Linked DNA regions of Mus musculus: region 2 is linked to region 1. The links are chromatin loops, found by intact Hi-C in ENCODE. Cell type or tissue: left cerebral cortex. All regions are shown on one strand. Links, peaks and the distances in the headings refer to the core of each region. The heading gives the core; the rest is flanking DNA.

Region 1 (8,197 bases), core at 1,329-6,328:
CTGCGGGATCTGGGCCCGGGGGTGGGGGCGGCGGCGGCGGCGGAGTCATGGCCGCAGAGGAAGGGGGCGCTCGGCCACACACGCGGACCGACGAGGCGCACACACGTACCGACCGACAGCAGACAGACGAGCTTGGGCGGGATCCGGTGTGTTGGGGGCGGCACCTGCGGCCGGGTGTAGTGGGAGCTGCAGAGACCCGCCCGCGGTGCCCTTTGGGGCTGGGCGGTGCGGCTGCCTATCCCTGCCTACTCCGGCGAGTTACCTGCGGCCCGGAGAGGCCACGTGATCAGGACGGCCCAGGGAACCCCGCGGGAGGGCCAAAACCCTGCCCAGGAGGCAAGAGCTCACTTCTGCTGAGGCGTGCGCTCGCCGGCTGGAGTCCCACCTCTTGCTGCAGTCCGGCGAGACTCCTGGGACGAATCCATTCTTTCTCCTACTTCCTCTCTAGCAGGCACTCTGAGTCCTCCGCAAAAGAATGTGCAGGATCAGAGGCCTCTTTCCATTCTGCAAGGGTCACGCAAGACCCATGGAATTCAACAGGAGGCAATCTAGGGACTATAAAAGGTCGCGACGTCTGGCTTGAGGTTAATGGAAGTTACAAAGGGTCAAAAGCCGACAGTGAGCGCTACCAGGTATCCACTGGAAGTCGGTGAGAGAGATCCGTTGGGGAAAGGGAGGGAGGTAAAGATCAAGGGTTCTTAGAACTGTGGGCGGTCACTAGAGATCACAGAGAAGGACGTGCCCATACAGGTGTCGGGTCGGCGTAGTGCCGGCAGTGCAAGGCGCACGTTACTGTGGACCTGAAGGCTCAGGCCTTGGTGCCAAGGTAGGAAAATCGTGCTTAAACTTTAGAGAGCTGTATCCTAAATGAAGCCGTGTCTGCTGGTAGAGATCTGGAAGTTCAGCCTACCAACCCCACTTGGGGTTTGCCTGCTTGTTTTTGTCTCTCTTGGATGATGATAGAAGTGTTATCTGGCTATTGAAAGCACTCCAGCAGAGAGCGGCTAGAGTTGAGATGTGTAGAGTTGAGTCTGCATCCCCCAACCCAGTTCAGAAGAGTCCCATTCATCCCATGCAGTTTGGTGAAACTCCCTTACTGTTGTTTCCAGGCCGCCCTGTGGGCTCAGGATAGTTTCCCACCTACTCGACTGTAATTAGTACTCTGGCGAGAGTAAAAAGGTACTGGCGTGGGACTTAGAATACAGGATGCCACCGGCTGAAGAAGAACCTTGTGTGTTTGGAAAAGCGGGCTGCTTCCTATCGGTCTTGGATAAAAGGCAACCCAGAGCCCGGGTGCATCCCTAACTCATGCCCAAGGAAGGTCGTGCGGAGCCAGAGGACCTAGAATGTATAGTGCGCCTTCTGGGTTTGTCCACACAATAGCGCAGGAACACAGCGACCCAATATAGTGAGAAGTGGCCGCAGCGCACACCCTGAGACCCTTCACCAGGCGGCCCACCCGGAGCCTGCCTACTCAGCCCCGCTACCACGATAAGCCTGGAATGTCAAATATTTGTTCTAGGAACCCAGTGAAACCTTGAGGTAAAGCCCCTCCCCTCCTCCCTCCCATTCCGGAGCGCGCCTGCGTCAGTCCAGGCTTTCCGGTAAGGACACTCCCTTCCAACTAGTTCCTTCTCGACACCCCTGCAACCCATCGTCCTGACTATTTAAACTTCACAAGGTCTTCGCTACAGGCTCAGGTTCAGTGAGGCAGAGTCTTGGCTTCCCTACCCAGTTATCCCAGAGCTACTGGTATCGGTTTCTACCCACAACCTCCGAGCAAGGCTCCCCTTTCAACCTGTAGACCTCGCCTCCCGATTCTCGGGAGATCTTGCTGACTGTGGAATCCCTGGCTGTTCCGAACCCCCTGGAAAGAAGCGGCTGTTCCCAGGTTTCTGCAAGGTAACGAATCTGAAGAGTCAACAGAATTGAGCGGCTCCATTCATTCGACTCTGGTTCTCTCAACCAGGCATTCCCCATATTAAAACAATTCCAGAACTTCAAAGTCTTTGGTATTTTGCTTTATCACCTTTATTTGTTTTTGTGTAGGCACGCACAAGGCACAGTGCCAGGGTGGAGGTCCGAGAACAGCTTGTGGGACTTGGTCCTCTCCTTCCACAAGTGGGTCCTGGGCACAGAACTCAAGCAAGCCCTCTTACATCCCCGTTTTGTTTCTATACCATGTACTCGATAGAGGATGACCTTGCAAGTCTGATTTTCTCAAGTGCTTAGGAACCCAGCTAGAGGTGCCTCTGCACTCATAGCTACAAGATCCAAGATAGTTTGGGCTCAGTTTTGAAAGTTCCAGGCCCTAAATCAACAAAGCCAATAAGATTAGTAGCTGAGGGTGATGGGTTTGTAATCACCACAGGAGTTCCAGCCCACCCGGAGCTGCTAGTTAAGCAAAAGTAAATACTTTTTTTTTTTTTTTCGTTTTTTCGAGACAGGGTTTCTCTGTGTAGTCCTGGCTATCCTGGAACTCACTTTGTAGACCAGGCTGGCCTCGAACTCAGAAATCCACCTGCCTCTGCCTCCCAAGTGCTGGGATTAAAGGCGTGCGCCACCACACCCGGCTAAGTAAATACATTTTTAAACTAATTATTTAGCCAGAGGGTGGTGGCTCCTGCCTTTAGTCCCAGCACTGGGAAAGCAGAGGCAGGCAGATCTCTGAGTTCGAGACCAACCAGAGCTCCAGAGAGAAACCCTGTCTAGAAAAACAAACGACAAAATCGTTTATAGCCAAGTGTAGTAGTCCATGCCTTTAGTTCAAGCAGAGACCAGTGGATCTCTGTGAGATCAAGGCTAGCCTGGTCTAGGACAGCTTGCATACAGAGACCCTGTCTCAAAACAAATCGTAATGAGATCAATCACACTATCATTTAATAGACAACCTTGTACTCCTTACACGACCCCTTGAAGCCAACTTTTAACACGTTTTCTTTAAGACCCTATCTGTGTACTAAGGTTTATTTACTTATTTATTTACTTAGTGGTTTTTGACAGTACTGGAACTTGCTTTGTAGGCCAGGCTGGCTTTGAACCCTTAAGAGATCTGCCTATTTCTGCCACCCCAGTGATGGGATTAAAGGCATGTGGTACCATGCCTAACGACTTTCTTTTTGTTGTTATTTAATGCATTTATTTTTAAATTTAATGTGTGTCTTAGTTGGGGTTTGTATTCCTGCACAAATATCATGACCAAAAAGCAAGTTGGGGAGGGAAGGATTTATTCAGCTTACACCTCCACATTGCCAAAGAAAGTCAGGACGGGAATTCACACAGGGCAAGAACTTGGAGGCAGGAGCTGATACAGAGGCCATGGAGCGTGTTGCTTACTGTCTTGCTTCCCCTGGCTTGCTCAGTTTGCTTATAGAACCTAGGACCATCAGCCCAGGGATGGCACCACCCACAATGAGCACCCCTCCCCCCCCCATCACAGTTTTTCAAAGGAGACTCCTTTCTCTGTGATAACTCCAGTTTGTGTCAAGTTGACACACAAAACCAGCCAGTACAAACGTGTATAAGTATTTGGCCTTCAAGTATATGTGTGTTCTATATGCCTGCATGCCTGGTGTTCACAACGATCAGGTGTCAGACCGTCTGGAATGGGAGTCACTTGTGGGTGCTGGGAATTAAATCGGGTCCTCAGCAAGAGCAATGGTGTTCTAACTTTGAAGCCATCTCTTCAGCCCTGCTTCTGCTTTCTATGCCAGCAATTGTAAACTTTTGTGGCTTTTCCTCCCAGCCCACCTCTACTCTTCTGAGATATTTTCACCTCTTAAAGTACCCCTAACTGTAGCAGACCAGTACAGTCTGAGATTTCTGTACTGATGAAGGTCCCAGCCACAGTCACGGAACAGAGTAAGTCCTATCCCAAACTGCACTCTAGGAAGAAGAGACCATGTTTCAAGGGAGTGCACGTGAGGTTCTGCGTGCAATAAATACAGTTTGTCCACTGTCACTCATGGGTAGGCTGGGGGAGGTTGCTATAATCTTTTATATTAACAGGAGTGGCAGAAAACTGTTCCCTTCCTTTTTGACCAGAACATATCCTGCGATAGAACAAGATTCGACTAGAGGATCATTATTCTAACTCCGCTGCTTCCAGCTAACCCCTCTTCCAGGGGTCTTCTGAGTAACTAGAGATATCCAGCCAGCCCAAGATTTTTTCATCTCCGAGTCCTTGCATAATCGCTTCATACCACCAGAGGGCGCGCTGACTCTGTGGCTTTAATCTGTTTGAGCAATGAGGGAGTTAGCCGGATGAGGGTAATGTGTTAGAGCATACAGCCTTCAGTGGCCAATAACCAAGGACAGAAAGGGAGTGACTTGATGCTACCAGCCAAGCGGTTCCCTCTGTCTTCAGAATCTACATGTGACTCCTGAGACGCAGGATTGAATCTGCTAATCGACAGTTTCATACACGCATATAACATTCTGCTTATACCCGTCCCTGCACCTACTCCTCCCCTCCTCCCACCAAATTCTATTCCACTTCCATGTTTGTTTTGTGTCTTTACAACCTGCTATGATTAACCAGGACCGCCAGCATGGACATAGGTATGAAGCTATTCACTGGAATATTAGAGACGCATCAGTGGCTACATCACTGAAGACAATGACTTCTCTCCTAAAGGCCCTGCCCTGGACCAGGTGTCCACCCGTGAGCCTTTTCCCACTATGGCTGAATGTTGAAAGGTTCTGTCTTGGGGCTGGAGAGATGGCTCAGTGGCAAAGAGCACTAACTTGCTCTTCCAGAGGTCCTGAGTTCAATTCTCAGTAACCACATGGTAGCTCACAAACATCTATAATGAGATCTGACGCCCTCTTCTGGTGTGTCTGAAGATAGCTACAGTGTACTCATACACATAAAATAAATAAATCTTTAAAACAAATAGATTAAAAGAAAGAAAGGAGTCAGGCATGGTGGCGCACGCCTTTAGTCCCAGCACTTGGGAGGCAGAGGCAGGCTGATTTCTGAGTTCTAGGACAGCCTAGTCTACAAAGTGAGTTCCAGGACAGCCAGAGCTATACAGAGAAACCCTGTCTCAAAAAAAAAAAAAAAAAAAAAAAGGAAAGAAAGAAAAAAGGAAAGGTTTTGTCCTTTTAAAAGCTTTATGTAAGCAACTGCAGCTGATATAAGTACCACAGCTGGGGCTAGAGAGGTTGCTCAGTGGTTAAGAGCACTGACGTGGATTCAATTCCCAGTAACCACATGGTGGCTCACAACCATCTGTAATGGGATCTGATGCCCTCTTCTGGTGTGTCAATGTTGGAGTTCGTCAAAAGACCCTCACTCACAAAGATTACAGAGATCACCATCGCTGCAAACCACAAGAGAATGTTTTTTGTTTTTTGTTTTATTCCCACATGTTGGGGACTCCCCTTTCAGCACACAGGCCAGAGGAGAGACCCAGAACAAAAGAACACACTTTTTAATACCTTTGTAAGGGACAGATTTGGACAATAGGGCTAGCTGGCCTATTCTCATTGGTGTAGCAAGTAACCTCTTCAGGCATTGGTTGGTTTGCATAGTGACTACCTCTGGCCTAGCAACTCACTTTGCTTGCCCCCATGGTGGGTTATTAGAATTTGGTCAGCAAAGCAATAGTACATTTTGAACTTATGGGTCAGCTATCAACATCAGGGGAATCCTAGCAAGGGCAGGGCGGTTTGTGGTTTTTTTCTCAGAATTCAGTGTGGGAGTGTGGAGCGGGGTAGAGGAATTCTTCTGAGAACTGTTATTTTTGTTATGGTTATTTCTCTGAGAACAGCTAATATTATTTTGGCAGTTTGCAGGCTTAATCATTTTGACTGCTAAAACTATGTTTTTACATTTGTTTAGTCAGCCAGCTTCCTTATCTGGCTCTGCACTTGGCCTGCTAGTACAGTTTGGAAAGTCCTTTTCAAAGGGGGAAGGTACTGGGTGGTCTTGAATTCATTTTGGATATTACATCTGAAGACAGCTACAGTGTACTCATACATGAATAAATCTTTCCAAAAAAAAAAGAATACCAAGCCGGGCGTGGTGGCGCACGCCTTTAATCCCAGTACTCGGGAGGCAGAGGCAGGTGAATTTCTGAGTTCCAGGCCAGCCTGGTCTACAAAGTGAGTTCCAGAACAGTCAGGGCTACACAAAGAAACCCTGTCTAAAAAAAAAAAAAACCCTCAGCTATGTCATGCTTATAAGTCAAAGGTTTTTGGTTTGGGTTTGGTTTTTCAAGACAAGGTTTGTGTCTGGAACTCACTCTGTAGACCAGGCTGGCCTTGAACTCAGAAATCTGCCTGCCTCTGCCTTCTGGGTGCTGGGATTAAAGACTTGTGTTACCATGCCCAGCTTTTTTTTTTTAATTAGGTATTTTCCACATTTACATTTCCAAAGCTATCCCAAAAGTCCCCCATACCCACCCCCTCCAATCCCCTACCCACCCACTCCCCCTTTTTGGCCCTGGCGTTCCCCTGTACTGGGGCATATAAAGTTTGCAAGTCCAAAGGGCCTCTCTTTCCAGTGATGGCTGACTAGGCCATCTTTTGATACATATGCAGCTAGAGACAAGAGCTCCGGGGTACTGGTTAGTTCATATTGTTGTTCCACATATAGGGTTGCAGTTCCCTTTAGCTCCTTGGGTAATTTCTCTAGCTCCTCCATTGGGGGCCGTGTGACCCATCATGCCCAGCTTTGATCAGTTATATAGTACTCCTCTGAACTCTCATTCTTTCTGCCTCTTCCTTGATGTTTTCTGAGCCATGGAGGGGGTAGTATAGGTGTCCTGCTTATAACTAAGTACTCAATAGCCATTTATTCTCAAAAATTTGACCAGCCATGAGCCTAGACACAGATTGATGTTTTTAAAGATAGTTTTCTGTATTATTTTATTTTGTGCTTTTTGATGTTTTACCTGCAGTGATAGCTGTGTGTGGTGTGTTTACCTGGTATCCACAGAGATCAGAATAAGGCCTTGGGTCCCTAGTACATGGTATATAACAAACTCTGACCTGGCTAGCCATTCAGCTCAGAATGCAGAGCAGCCACGTGGGTGCTGGGAACTGAGCCCGGTCTTCTAGTAGAACACCAGCGCTCTTTACCATGGAGGGGTTTGGTGGTGGTGGTAGTGGTGGTGGTGGTGGTGGTTGGTGGGTTGTTTTTTGTAGCCTCCCCCGGCCTTGAAGCAGGCTGATTCATACCTCGCTGCCACTCAGTATGAGACCACCTGGGGTGGAGCCTTCCACCTGCCTCTGCCTCCCAAGTGCTGGGATTAAAGGCATGTGCCACCACTGCCCGGCTGATTGGTTTTTGTTTTGTTTTGTTTTGTTTTAATTCCTGACTGTCCACAAAGTTAGTCTGCAGACCAGCTAGGCTGGAACTCAGAGATCCACCTGCCTCTGTATCCCTGTGCTGAGTCAAGTTTATTTTATGTACATGAGTACACTGTGGTTCCCTTCAGACACACACCAGAAGAGGGAGTCAGATCCCATTGCAGATGGTTGTGAGCCACCATGTGGTTGCCAGGAATTGAACTCAGGACCCCTTGAAGGGCACTCAGTGCTTTTAATCACTGAGCCATCTCTCCAGCCCCTCCAGTGAGTTTGTAAAAGCTTACTTTTCAGGGTTTTACCCTCTTTTCCTCACCTGTTCTAGCCCAACTTGGACTCTGACCCCTTCTGCTACAGTTCCTTCACTCTCTAGATTTCTGAGCACTTACCTTTGTTGTCCTGGAAAACTACTTCTCTTCAAGTGAAACAACCTTCCTTGATGTTAAAGGGAGATTGGGATGCTCTGTTCTGGGCCCTTGCCTCCTGTGTTCTGAGCTGAATGGCTAATTAGATCAGTATTTGGCCCCCCCATTGACCCCAGGAACACTGACTTGCTGGGTCTAGGGTTTAGGGAGAACTGATTGACATCCAAATGGGCTGTGTGAGGACCACTAAATAGCTTTTGAAGTTCTGCTTTTGGTTTGGTACCCCAAACGCCAACGATCCATTTGGTCTCTGTAGGGGACCTAGAAGCATAGGTCTATGTGAGAGGCAGTGATGGGAAGGGTGGGGACCCTTGCCTATATTCTCATCCTAGGAAGAGAACAAAACTGGACTGGAATCTGGCTTCTGAGTTTATTCCTCCTTCCAGGCTTTGTACAGAGTGTGCATCTCTGCAGGAATACCCTCTTTCTTTTCCAGATCCCAAACTGATCCCTTTCAC
Region 2 (5,000 bases), core at 1-5,000, 59 kb after region 1:
CCTGAAGCCCAAAAGGCTGTGGTCGCAGCCACCAAAGACCAGTTCCCTAAACCTTCTGAATTAAAGGAGCCTCTTGGCCCACATTCTGTAAGGGGGCTCAGGGCCAATGCTCTCTCATTGGTAAGCTATGGGAAGATACCAATTAGGCCAGCCTGAAGATGGGGACTTCAGTGGGAGGGGAGGTTGGGCAGGGCATTGATTTAGTTTTACTTCTGATGAGTAGATGCAGCCCTGAAGGAATATTAGACTGACAGCTCTGGCTCTTGATTCACAGCTCTTTGTAGTTTAAACCAGGAGTCTACAGTGGGGCTCCTTCATGGGAAGTTTTCCTCTGACCCTCTGACCAAGTCCAGCTACTTGATTTTTAGAGGTCTGAAATGCTACCATTTCTTCCTATGGCTCAAAATTCTTCCTTGAGGAGAGCGTTGTGTTCCCCTTTTTGTTTGTTGGGTGGCATGAACAGCAAGGTGCTGTGTAACTGACATGGGATCAATGTGTGCCTCCTTCCTGAATTCCACAAGAGGAACAACACTCCCTCCCTCCCCGGAACTTCAGGCTCAAGCAGACAGTGAGCTTAATGGGAAGCAGACTGTTGAGGATCTAGGCATGAAAGTCCTCTAACTCGTGGATCCGAATGTTGCTGTGTCTTTGGGATCTTATTGTGTATAGAGTGTCCCTCTCCTTGAGGAGGGGCTGCCTGTCTGACTTTGCTTAGGTCACATTAGCAGTATGGTCAGGATTCTCAGGCAAGGAGGTGAGCTTCTGGCTTTTCAAGGAATTCGACTGGGCCACTTGATTGTGCCCTTCCTAGCTGAATCCATGGTGCTGTGGAGCCCTTGAAACAAGGGCTGAGAGAAAAACCTCACTACTCCAGCTGAGTGGAGCGTCTCTACTACCTGGACAAGCCACAACTGTCACCAAATTTCAACTCCTGTATGTCATTATTTATTGATATTTAATCCAGGATACCAGTTGTAACAAACCATTAGTGATCATTTCTCTATAGGATGCAATAAGTGAATTGTGTTTTTATCTTAGCTGGCCTGGTTGCACACATCTGTAATCTGAACTTGGTATGGTGAGGCATAAGGAGTTTGAATTTGAGGCTAATTTAGGCTACATAATTTCCAGGTAGCCACTCTGGAAAGATCAGACAAGATCTTGTCTCACAATATACCTGTTATACTTTAATATACAGATAAGTCACATGTTATTATCATCTGGCTCAGATCCAGCAAGGACAGATGAGCAACTTCATGAGTCATAATACTGCTATTTTGAAGGACAATCCTTTGTTTTATTAAGACTGTAGATCTTTGTTCTACTTGACATAAAATAAATCTTTGGATTTTTGGTATGAACTGCAAGAGGCCTGGAATGTTCTACATAAGGTGTTATGCAAAATTCAGGTAGATAACCTGATTTATCAGTTGTCACTGGACTCCTGGATTCAAGTCAAATAGTTTGTTATCTTTAAGAGCCTGTGCAAGATTGGCTATGTATGGACTCACAAAAGCCCACTCTGCTGGAAGTGGTCACTAATTTTCTGAAAGCACCAAGCTTTGTTTACATGCTTGGGTCATGGGACAGTATACCCGCTTGCCTTCTCTTGTCCAAGGGCTGGGCAGGTGAGATTGAAGTCTCAGAAAATGCTTGGTACTTGTGCATCTGTCTTCTCCCTATGAAGATCGATGAAGACTGTGGGAGAAAACAGCTTCCACCCCAGCCTCGCTCCTGGTAAACGGTAGAAACTAATTCTGGTGATCGGACTAGGCTGCCAGTTAAAGCCAAAGCAATAGGCGTGAATCTCTGTGAGCAGTGTGTCTACACAAGATTGTAGAACTCTTTTGATGCCCTTAGACATTGCCACCTTGGACACAGAAGAACCTGCTATGCTGTCTTGGCATCCTTCAAGGACATTTCAAGTTTTAGAATTTGTGAACAATACAGATAGTAACTATGTGGCAGTCTCCCAGTACCAAACTGGCTCTAGACTCACAGGAGTAACCTTAGATATATGCTTGCTCAATAAAGACTTAGGGGAGTCTAATCACAGTTGCCATTGGTTCTGGACATGCATCTCTGAGAGAGTGACATTCCTACTGTCATGGGTTGGGAATCCTGTCTGATAAGGAGCTTTGTGTAAAGACTGACTTGCCTAAGCCATACAAGCATGATTCATATCTGAGCTAAGCTGGTATCCATTCCAAGGCTCTGCTAGAGCAAAGCAAGTTATGACCCTGGTTTTAGTGGTCTTTGGCCCTTAACCAGCTTATCTCAGGAGTCTGCTGCCCTCCAGTGGTTTCTAAAAGCAGGGACCTCACACTGAAGGTGCTCTATTACTTCCTTAGTGAGCCATGTTCTCATCGTCACTTGACTGATAGCATTTTTTTTCTTTCTAAGCTGAACACAGCTTCCCCCAGGAACCTTTTCTGTGGGAAAGAAACCAGACTTGTACAGCATTCAAGCTTGATAGTGGAATTCTTCCCATCAGGTCTTTTGTCTCTTTGAATCCACCTCCCAGTGTGCTAATCCCATTTATAGTGGTACATTGTTCCCCTCTTGTAGTAGGTACAGCCTGTGAAGTTGTTGGCTCTTTAATGTCAGCGTTAGCATAACAGTGAGCACACTGTAGTGGTAAATAGAATTTTACTCCTGCTTATATGCCTACAGATCAAGATGACTAGTGTTAGATACCACATTGCTGCCTTTTGCTCAAAACACTGAATTGTTGATACTCAGAGTAACCGAGATAGTTTTTGTTGATTGGTTTGATTAGTTCCAATAACCACTTGGATATACAAATTAGATCACTTTGACAAGTTTAATAACTTCTACTTAGGTAAGTGAAAGGATGTGTAGAAGCGTATGAACTTGTAAGTACTTGGAAGAAGGCATCTGAGTTACTTTCCCATGGATCTGTCACAGGAAGAGGGTATTTGCTGAATTGAATGTTGCCTGTTACTTCCCTACACCTAGTGTCTGCTACAGTAACTAGTCACATGTAACTAAAATCTAGCCAGTTTGATAAGTGTCCGTGCATTACACTAGCACTTGGAAGATTAAGACAAGATTGCAACTTACATTTAACTCCCTCCCCCACAAATGCTGGTTGTGGTGGCTCATGCCTTTAATTCCAGCACTAGGGAGGCAGAGGTAGGTGGATCCCTTCTGAGGCAGCCTCATCTACACAGAGACTGTATCATCCCCTCCCCAAACAAAAACCGTTGAAGTTTCTCAGTTGCCCTAATCATATTTCAAGTGCTCAGAAGCCACACAGGTGTACCGTGGATACACAGAACATGCTGTGGGAAGTTTTATTGGACAATACTACATCTAGGGCTAAGGCAGCTGAGATGCTGAGTTCTGGTGACAGTGTCCTATTGATGACAGTTGGCCTTCCATGTACGGGCCCTGCATTTACTAATCTACATTTTGGGGCAATGTGCCTATTCTAAATATGGAAAGATTTACTCTCATTCTCCAAAGAGTTGTGGTATAATAATTTAGTGTTTACATTAGATTTTTATAATCTGAAGAGGCATAGACTTTGTAGACATACCGTGTCATCTTATGTAAGGGACTTGGACACATGGTGGTTTTTGGCAGCCCTAGAACCATATAACAAGGGTGATGTATGTAATGCCTTGGGTGAGTGCTATAAACAGTTGACATGGCCCATAATGTTTAAAGTTAATTTTGAAACATGTAGTTCACCAACCTCTCCTTTTTCTATGAGGAAAACACCTAAAATAATCAGATCTAAAAAAGAACTGCTTGCTTCTGTGTAAAAAGTTAAGTTTTTATTAAAGATCATCACATTCATACATACTGTTCCTTGGTACCACTGCCAAAGGTGATAGCAGTCTTTATAACCATTATCAGAGTCTAAAGGGGGCGGGGGGGGGGGGGGGGGAAAGACATGACCGCCCTGAGGCGGGGGAGTCACTGTTGTCCTTGCAGAGATCATCTCCATCACTGGGAGCGGGCTCTCCCTCCTCCCACCAGCTTCTTTAGCCCTGAGCATATAAGTAAAATGACAGAAAAACCACCAGGGATGGAGGTTTTACATCATTTTATTTTCCAGAGTGTAAGATCACTTTTTAAAAATAGAATGCCCAGGCTGTTTAGTCTAAAGGCTGGCCTTGTATTCTCAGTGCTCTTCTTGGCTCCCAAACTCTCCAATGCTGGAATTACAGACATGACCCAGCGTGTTTGGCGTCACTTATCACTTACAAGGAAGTCCTCACTGTGCTGGGGTAAAGGCTTTTCTTTCCACATGTTCAGTTAGGAATCCTAAGATGATGACTCTGTAGTCAGAGCCTTAAAGGCCCATGGAAGAATCTCACAAATACCAGCAAACCATCAATCTGAATCCAGACCATGGGGGCTGTCATAGTCAAACTCCTTTTGTACATCCAAAGGGTATTTGCTCCACATCAGTCGCTCGCAGCTTCTTTCCTCCTCGCTGAGGCTGTTGTATTCATCAGAGCCTTCAGGGAGATAAAAGATTGTATTTTCCATTATAAAATACTTGCTCATAAAGAAAATTTACGATAAAGAACTTAGAGTCAGTTCTCCCGTTATGTGGGTATTAGGAGAATCAAACTTGGGTTATCAGGCTTAGCAGCCAAATGATCAGGGGTTAGAGGCTTTTTTTTTTTTTTTTTTTTTTAAATTTCTTTTAGGTAAGTACACTATACACTGTCACTGTCTTCAGACACACCAGAGGAGGGCATTGGATCCCATTACAGATGGTTGTGAGCCACCATGTGGTTGCTAGGAATTGAACTCAGGACCTCTGGAAAAGCAGTCAGTGTTCCTAACTGCTGAGCCCCACCTTTTTTCTTTTTTTTAAAAATCCTCTCCTTCCCGTATTGTTTCAAGATCTGTCTAGAGCTCACTGCTCTGCCACTTCAGCCATGGGAGTGCTGGGATGACAGGGATGTCCTACTTGAGCCATGTAAATACTTTATCTTTTTTTAAAATTAAATTTATTT

The links. Hi-C counts contacts between places; a loop is a spot of excess contacts. Peaks named below come from ENCODE experiments on the same cell type or tissue, not always from the same donor. Only the 100,000 strongest peaks of a DNase experiment are listed, where the experiment ranks them.
Region 2: a loop joins it to region 1, with 4 times the contacts of the local background. A loop is called at or near these places in 22 of 42 quality-filtered maps.

What each region holds. Positions count from the first base shown.
Region 1 is chr8:106,136,719-106,144,915 of GRCm38, forward strand. 1810019D21Rik (RIKEN cDNA 1810019D21 gene) reads left to right here. Exons shown (of 4, transcript NR_040346.1): 2 at 449-632; 3 at 751-826; 4 at 1,110-2,005. Esrp2 (epithelial splicing regulatory protein 2) reads right to left here and starts at 256. Exons shown (of 15, transcript NM_176838.2): 1 at 1-256. The coding sequence starts at 49. In left cerebral cortex, for the core only: CTCF peaks have their summits at 4,201 (motif pointing right) and 4,906; DNase peaks (open chromatin) are centred at 1,556 and 4,220; H3K4me3 peaks cover 689 bases; H3K27ac peaks cover 429 bases.
Region 2 is chr8:106,196,657-106,201,656 of GRCm38, forward strand. It overlaps Slc7a6 (solute carrier family 7 (cationic amino acid transporter, y+ system), member 6), which reads left to right. Exons shown (of 10, transcript NM_178798.4): 10 at 1-2,058. It overlaps Slc7a6os (solute carrier family 7, member 6 opposite strand), which reads right to left. Exons shown (of 5, transcript NM_001007567.2): 5 at 3,782-4,493. The coding sequence ends at 4,366. Among named protein-coding and RNA genes, the nearest start is that of Slc7a6os, 12 kb to the right of the region's middle. In left cerebral cortex, for the core only: a CTCF peak has its summit at 2,299 (motif pointing left); DNase peaks (open chromatin) are centred at 2,305, 3,134, 4,048 and 4,185; H3K27ac peaks cover 187 bases.